Regions from separate parts of the Homo sapiens genome. Here region 1 is linked to region 2. The links are chromatin contacts, found by Hi-C or POLR2A ChIA-PET in ENCODE. All regions are on one chromosome and are shown on one strand. Each heading gives the region's core, a stretch centred on a gene start or an enhancer-like site at or near the end of the contact. The rest is flanking DNA. Distances are from core to core; before and after follow the strand shown.

Evidence for each region. A loop is a pair of places that touch in the nucleus more often than their neighbours do. ChIA-PET counts read pairs that join two places held with the same protein, here RNA polymerase II (POLR2A). Pooled maps may share reads with other maps.
Region 1: a loop to region 2 is called in a map of PC-9, with 2.5 times the contacts of the local background. The contact joins two enhancer-like sites. A Hi-C loop is called at or near these places in 4 of 168 maps with a recorded cell type or tissue (Caco-2, Calu3, HepG2 and 1 more) and 2 of 50 pooled maps. POLR2A ChIA-PET finds 5 or more read pairs at or near these places in 3 of 52 experiments (B cell, Caco-2 and Panc1).

What each region holds. Positions count from the first base shown.
Region 1 is chr5:56,637,150-56,639,849 of GRCh38, reverse strand. No RefSeq gene overlaps it. Among named protein-coding and RNA genes, the nearest start is that of C5orf67, 32 kb to the right of the region's middle. RefSeq lists enhancers at 2,094-2,388, 1,996-2,565. Within about 2 kb of position 1,414, at least 7 of the 41 ENCODE cell types and tissues checked have a DNase peak (open chromatin) inside an H3K27ac peak, as active enhancers do; they include PC-9, where a contact is called at or near this core.
Region 2 is chr5:56,357,858-56,360,557 of GRCh38, reverse strand. No RefSeq gene overlaps it. Among named protein-coding and RNA genes, the nearest start is that of LINC01948, 120 kb to the left of the region's middle. RefSeq lists a cis regulatory region at 1,477-1,490 and an enhancer at 1,412-1,556. Within about 2 kb of position 1,262, at least 14 of the 41 ENCODE cell types and tissues checked have a DNase peak (open chromatin) inside an H3K27ac peak, as active enhancers do; they include PC-9, where a contact is called at or near this core.

The DNA.
Region 1 (2,700 bases), core at 165-2,664, 280 kb before region 2:
GAATAAACAAATAGCCCACTACTTGGCTGACAGTTTTTTACTCCCAGCTACATAAAATTTTGTGTTCGGAGTTGTGAGCCACACACAGAATGAATGAGAGTCCCTGCTCTCAAGGAGGCTTAGAGAAGCACGAGAGATAAGACTAAGCCCAGATACTGATAATAAAACAGGGAAATGATAGTGCCAGGGAAGCACAAAGTTCCCCTGTTACTTCAGATGGACTAACAAGAATATACCCAGCTGGAGAGGCTGAAGGTTGAGCTCACCAAGGAAGTGAAAATTTTGAACTTGTCTTTGCATGTATTCATATAGTTATTAACTTGACAACTGATTTAAGCACATACTAAAGACCCTCTTTTAGAGAGGTATCACAGAACACAGCATGTGCAGTTTTTGTCTTTAGGAACTTACTGTCTAGCAAGGGAGAGAGCCACCCCACTGATGACTGCACAAATCATTACTTAATGACAGGAGGGGTAAGTGTTATGAAGGAAAAGCACAAAGGATGTGAGAGTGTATAATAGGGAGACACTATGGAGTCTGCACCAGAGGGATTAGATTTGAATATACTGAGAGAGAGTGGGTAGCAGGGAGACCTTCTAGGTGGAAGGAAGGAGGAATAGAGCTGCACAGTAAAGCAGTCTAAGCTGGGCTGGAAGGGAAGACAGGAAAGGTAGACTAGTACCAGCCCTAGGAGGGCCTCTTCAGACGTCAAGACTCTAAAATTGATTTGTTAGGGAATGGAAAACCACAAAGGTTGAGGTAATCAAGAAGAACACTTGTGACCCAGTTGAGAACAAGGCCACGTGAGAATTACGTAGCTCTTGTTTTTGTACATAAAACCATGCTGGTCCCTGTGAGAGGCAAGACAAGACAAGATCAGCAGGAGAAGGGTTGGACGCATGGTACCTTTCCATGGAAATCCTGTCTGGGGTTCATGACCCAGAGTCTTGGTCTGTTTGCTTGTCTCACAGTGCACAAGAGGCAAGAGCTTAGAAAGCAGATCAGGGAAGAGTGGGGAGGAAGGTATTTGTGCATCCCTGTGGGGGAAAGGTGGGCACTTCCCAGCACAGCCCGGGACAGTGCGAGGAATGGCACAGAGGAACACTCTGCTTTTTGGTTCACAGTATGGCCAGGACAGAAATGAGACCTTTCTCTACATCCTGAGGTTTTATTTTCTTTGTCTTTCTCAGGTGGAGCAGTTAGGTCAGGCCAAGCCTGGCCCTGTTCTGATACAGCTCACCTAGCAGATTTGAAGTTAGACTATTTACAACAAGAAGAAGGCATGCCCTGCCATGGCAAAACCTCACCAGGTCTCCCTGTATGATTCTTGAATGTCTTCTTTAGCAAGGTTACACCTGGCACACAGACCCTATCAGCCACTGACTGCATTCCTTACAAACCCAAACCCATTGGTGGGCAGAGCGGGAAGGTGGCTGGCCACCATCCAGACAGTAAACAATAGAGGCAATTATTATGCAGCCATTAATCTTGTCAATTACACATTAACCCAGGCTGTGTGTAAACAGGAGCACAATCCTCATTCTTTTTCTCTGCCTTTCTCAATGGCTTCCCACCCCACCTCCTCAGAAAATAAAAAGGGACTGCATTCTACCACATTCTCAATATCATCCTTAATTCCACTTTTTCACTTATGGAAACAATCATACCAATCTGGAAATTCCTTTAACCTGTGTATCGATTTTATCTTTTTGTGTGTGTGTGTGATTTCTATTACATATGATACTCTGCTGAGTGCTTGGGAAGCTGATTTTGCTGTTTTCTACAAATCTATGGTTCCTTTTTCACTTTGAACTCCCCAGTTGAAAAGGCTATATTCATATATATTACCTCATGAGGTAATATAATGATTGATAGCACAAATTTATTACATGTTTTGAAGTCGCTTTCTAATATACCTGGATAAGGATCTATTTCCTATTCATCTTCATCTGGGTAGATGCCACCCAAAGACATCCTTGTCCACTTAAAAACCTGTAGCAGTTGGCTTTGTGGTCAAAGGAGATTTTTGTTTTTTAAAGTGAGGAGCAGTTCTGGAAGCAATTAGATCTGGCATTGTTCAGGGCAGATGGTGAAGTGGGCAGAGATTCTCTTCAAAGCCTCTAGCCTTTCATTTTCCTGTGCTCACTCTTCCTTTAGTACACTTGACCTCTCCTTTCCCTCCTCCTCCTCCAAAGCCATCTCTAAGAAATGGCCCACGTCAGTCATTTATCTCTTCCTGGGCATTAAAGAGTCTGGGGAATGCTCATTCCTGCTGTGTTTTCACTGAAAGCCTTATCTTTAATTGTGGAATGAAAGGAATTTCAGGTATTGGATCACAGCTCAAAGTTCAAGTTTTTAACGTTCTATTCACATAGCAGTCAGGAAAAAAAAATCCTTTTTGATTGGAAGGAGGGCAGTTTTCACAGGCCCTCTTCTCAGGCTCTGGTGGTGATCCGTCTCTGTTCTCTCCTCTTTGTGGAGCCATTCTGGAAGACAAGGCTTGAGGTTGGGGTGGGCAGGACAAGTAGCACAGAGATTTCTCAAACGTTGCTGGATAAGGTGTTTGAGACCGATTTCAGTAGAACCCTAATACACATTAGGTAAGATTTCTGAATCAGGAATGTGAGAAAGGTCTGTTGAAACTGGGCATCAATACCCTTTTTCCTTGGGATATGTCAGGGAATTCCCCAAGAGGCT
Region 2 (2,700 bases), core at 13-2,512:
TTGCCTAGAAAGGGCTGAGGGTTGGACAGGCATCGGGAATGACTGTTAATGGAAAGGGCTTTTCTTTTGGGGGTGATGTAAATGTTCTGGAATTAGATTGTAGTTGTGGTTACACCACAAATATACTAAAAACCATGGAACTGTACACTTTAAATTGGTGACTTTTATGGTATGTGAATTATATCTCAATTAAAATGTTTTTAAAAGTTGAAAATATAAAAGAAATAGCACAGATATCGTTGTGAAAGGCATTCTGAAGCAGTCAAGTGCTAAGCAAATGGTACTCATCACTGCTAGCCAAAGTTTAAAAATTTATGTATGAAACTGGTGAAATGGTGGGATTTTTGAGATCCCTTCTAATTATTGGTGTAATACAAAACGTATTCATCCATCTCCACTGATGTCAGCAGTCACTCCTCACATCACAGGCAAATTCTCAATTTCCCAGATGACAAAGCCAAAAATCCCATGCAGTTTTATAGGAGGATCCTCTGGCTGTTTTATGAAGTACAAGTCCCACTCGCATTCTGATTTCTCTGTTCTTTCTGCTCCTTCTTTAGCCCCAAAGGGAGAAAACTGATGTTAATGACAAACAACACATTCATGGCTATTCATGAATCTTGGTTGTTACAATCACGTGAGACTTGAGGTATCATGTATTTTGGAGTTACTTGGAAACATTTTTTAAAAAGCAAACAAAAGCAAAGTCTGAACCCGGGGTCCTGTTTTCAGCAGCAGTAAATAATTCCCTGTATTCTCTATTATCTCTTTTGGACTGGGCCCTTTACTCATATAGTCTAACTGTATCTCAAAGGAGGTGCCTAAGCATCGAAGGATTCCTGTAAATCAAGTGAACTTGCTTTAGAAAATGGCATAATCTCTATCTAGAAACTATTCCTCACAGCCCTTTAGGGAATAATCCATTCATGAAACTGAAATATTGTTGGGCTTACTTTATATCTGTTGCTCCTCTTGGCTGTATCTGAGAGTTGGCTCTTGTTCTTGCTCTCTCTTTCTCTCTCTCTCTCTCGCTCTCTCTCCTCTCTCTCCCTCTTTCTCTCCTCTCTATTTTTCTCCCTCCTCTTCCCAACCAAATGATCTTGAGAAGCAAAGATTTATTGCCTGGAATCGAGAGCCACTGCTCACTCAGCCAACAAAATCTGGTCTCCAGTTAAGGCTAAGGGCAACTGGCTGTGAGTGCCTCAACCTGCTGAACCTGCAAAAGTCCCCACCTCCCACACTACGGCCTGCTCATGGAAAATTCCTGGACACAGAAGGGTCAGCCCACGGACAAGGAGTCAGCCAACCATGCTCCCCTGGGCACAAGGACCTTGGCGCCTTTCCAACCACTATCATTAAAAGTGGGGGCTTTTATGTTAGTTTTTCTTAAGTTCACGTTTCGGGCAACTCTTTATTATGATGGTGATTATTTTTTCTCCAAGGCCAGGCCTCCACCCTCACAACTTTGGTGGAATGTGTTAATAATTTGCTCTAGGGAGATGAAAGCCTCTTTGATACAAGTAGAATAAACACATGGAACGCTGCTCAAAGGTCTAATTTTCACAATAGGAGTGTGGTTTTTTGGACTGAGAGTCGAATGGGGAGAGCAGTCTCATTCCTGAGTCACTTTCCACCCTGCTGTCTCTCCTCTGCCTCTGCAGCTCCTCCTCACTTGCCCCGCTGAGGGCAATGCCTGCCACTCCTCTGGGTCGCTCCAGACAGCTGGTGGCCAAGAAAGGCTGTCACTCACCATCGTGGTGAACACTGAAGTCCTGAAACAGACCTGAAGGGCATTTTCCTTCTGGATGATGTTGCTTTGTTTGGGCTGAGGATCTTTTCTAGATGCCAGGCAAAGACTTGCTTGGTGAAACCAGAACATATTAGAGCAGAAAAGACATCTTTGAATCCAACCTCTTCCTTTTACAGATGAGGTTCCAGAAGCCCAGGGAGGCTATGTAACTTCTCTAAAGTCAATAGGTTTTCTAAATCGCAGCACAACCTGTTCTCAAGCACCTGTGCTGCCATATTCTCCTGGTCCCCAAGGATTGACAGAAGCAAAACTCGGAAATGAAAGAAACCCATTTTCAGAATTGTTTTAATTTTCTTTCTGCACCACTCTCATTTTGGGGTGCCTCTCCCTACCAGACTCCATTCTTAGTCCCCTTTGCACTTGAGGCTTGTTCAAGTTTCATTTTAATATTCATTCATTGATACATTTGGTTACTTCAGAAGAATTGGTTTGGGGGCAACTCATGGTCTGGTTTGGTAGAAGAGGCCCAGTTAGGGTGTCCAAAGGTCAAGGTCCAGGGCCTGTCTATTAAGACTTGACCTCTGAAGCTGCTTCTCCCTCCCTCTGCGCTACCTGCTCTACTCAATTTCTGGAATGGTAGAGACATAAGTAAACAATAGATACTAAAGCCATTACTTTTGTAAGTGGATGATAAAGAGTCCTACATATTTAGAATGGTATAGTTTTCATCTAATAATTCTATGGATTTGTAAACAATGGATAAATATTCCTATTTATGGTGGCTATTCTATTAACATAGACTCATGCTTACTTACTCCTACTTTAAACTTCTTTCATGCAACATAAATTAAAGGGCTTTATTTGCATTATCATAATTTTCTCTGTATACATTTGCAAGATTCTTTTTTTGTGAGGTACTCAAATCTTCACATTCAGCCATGTGATCTAAA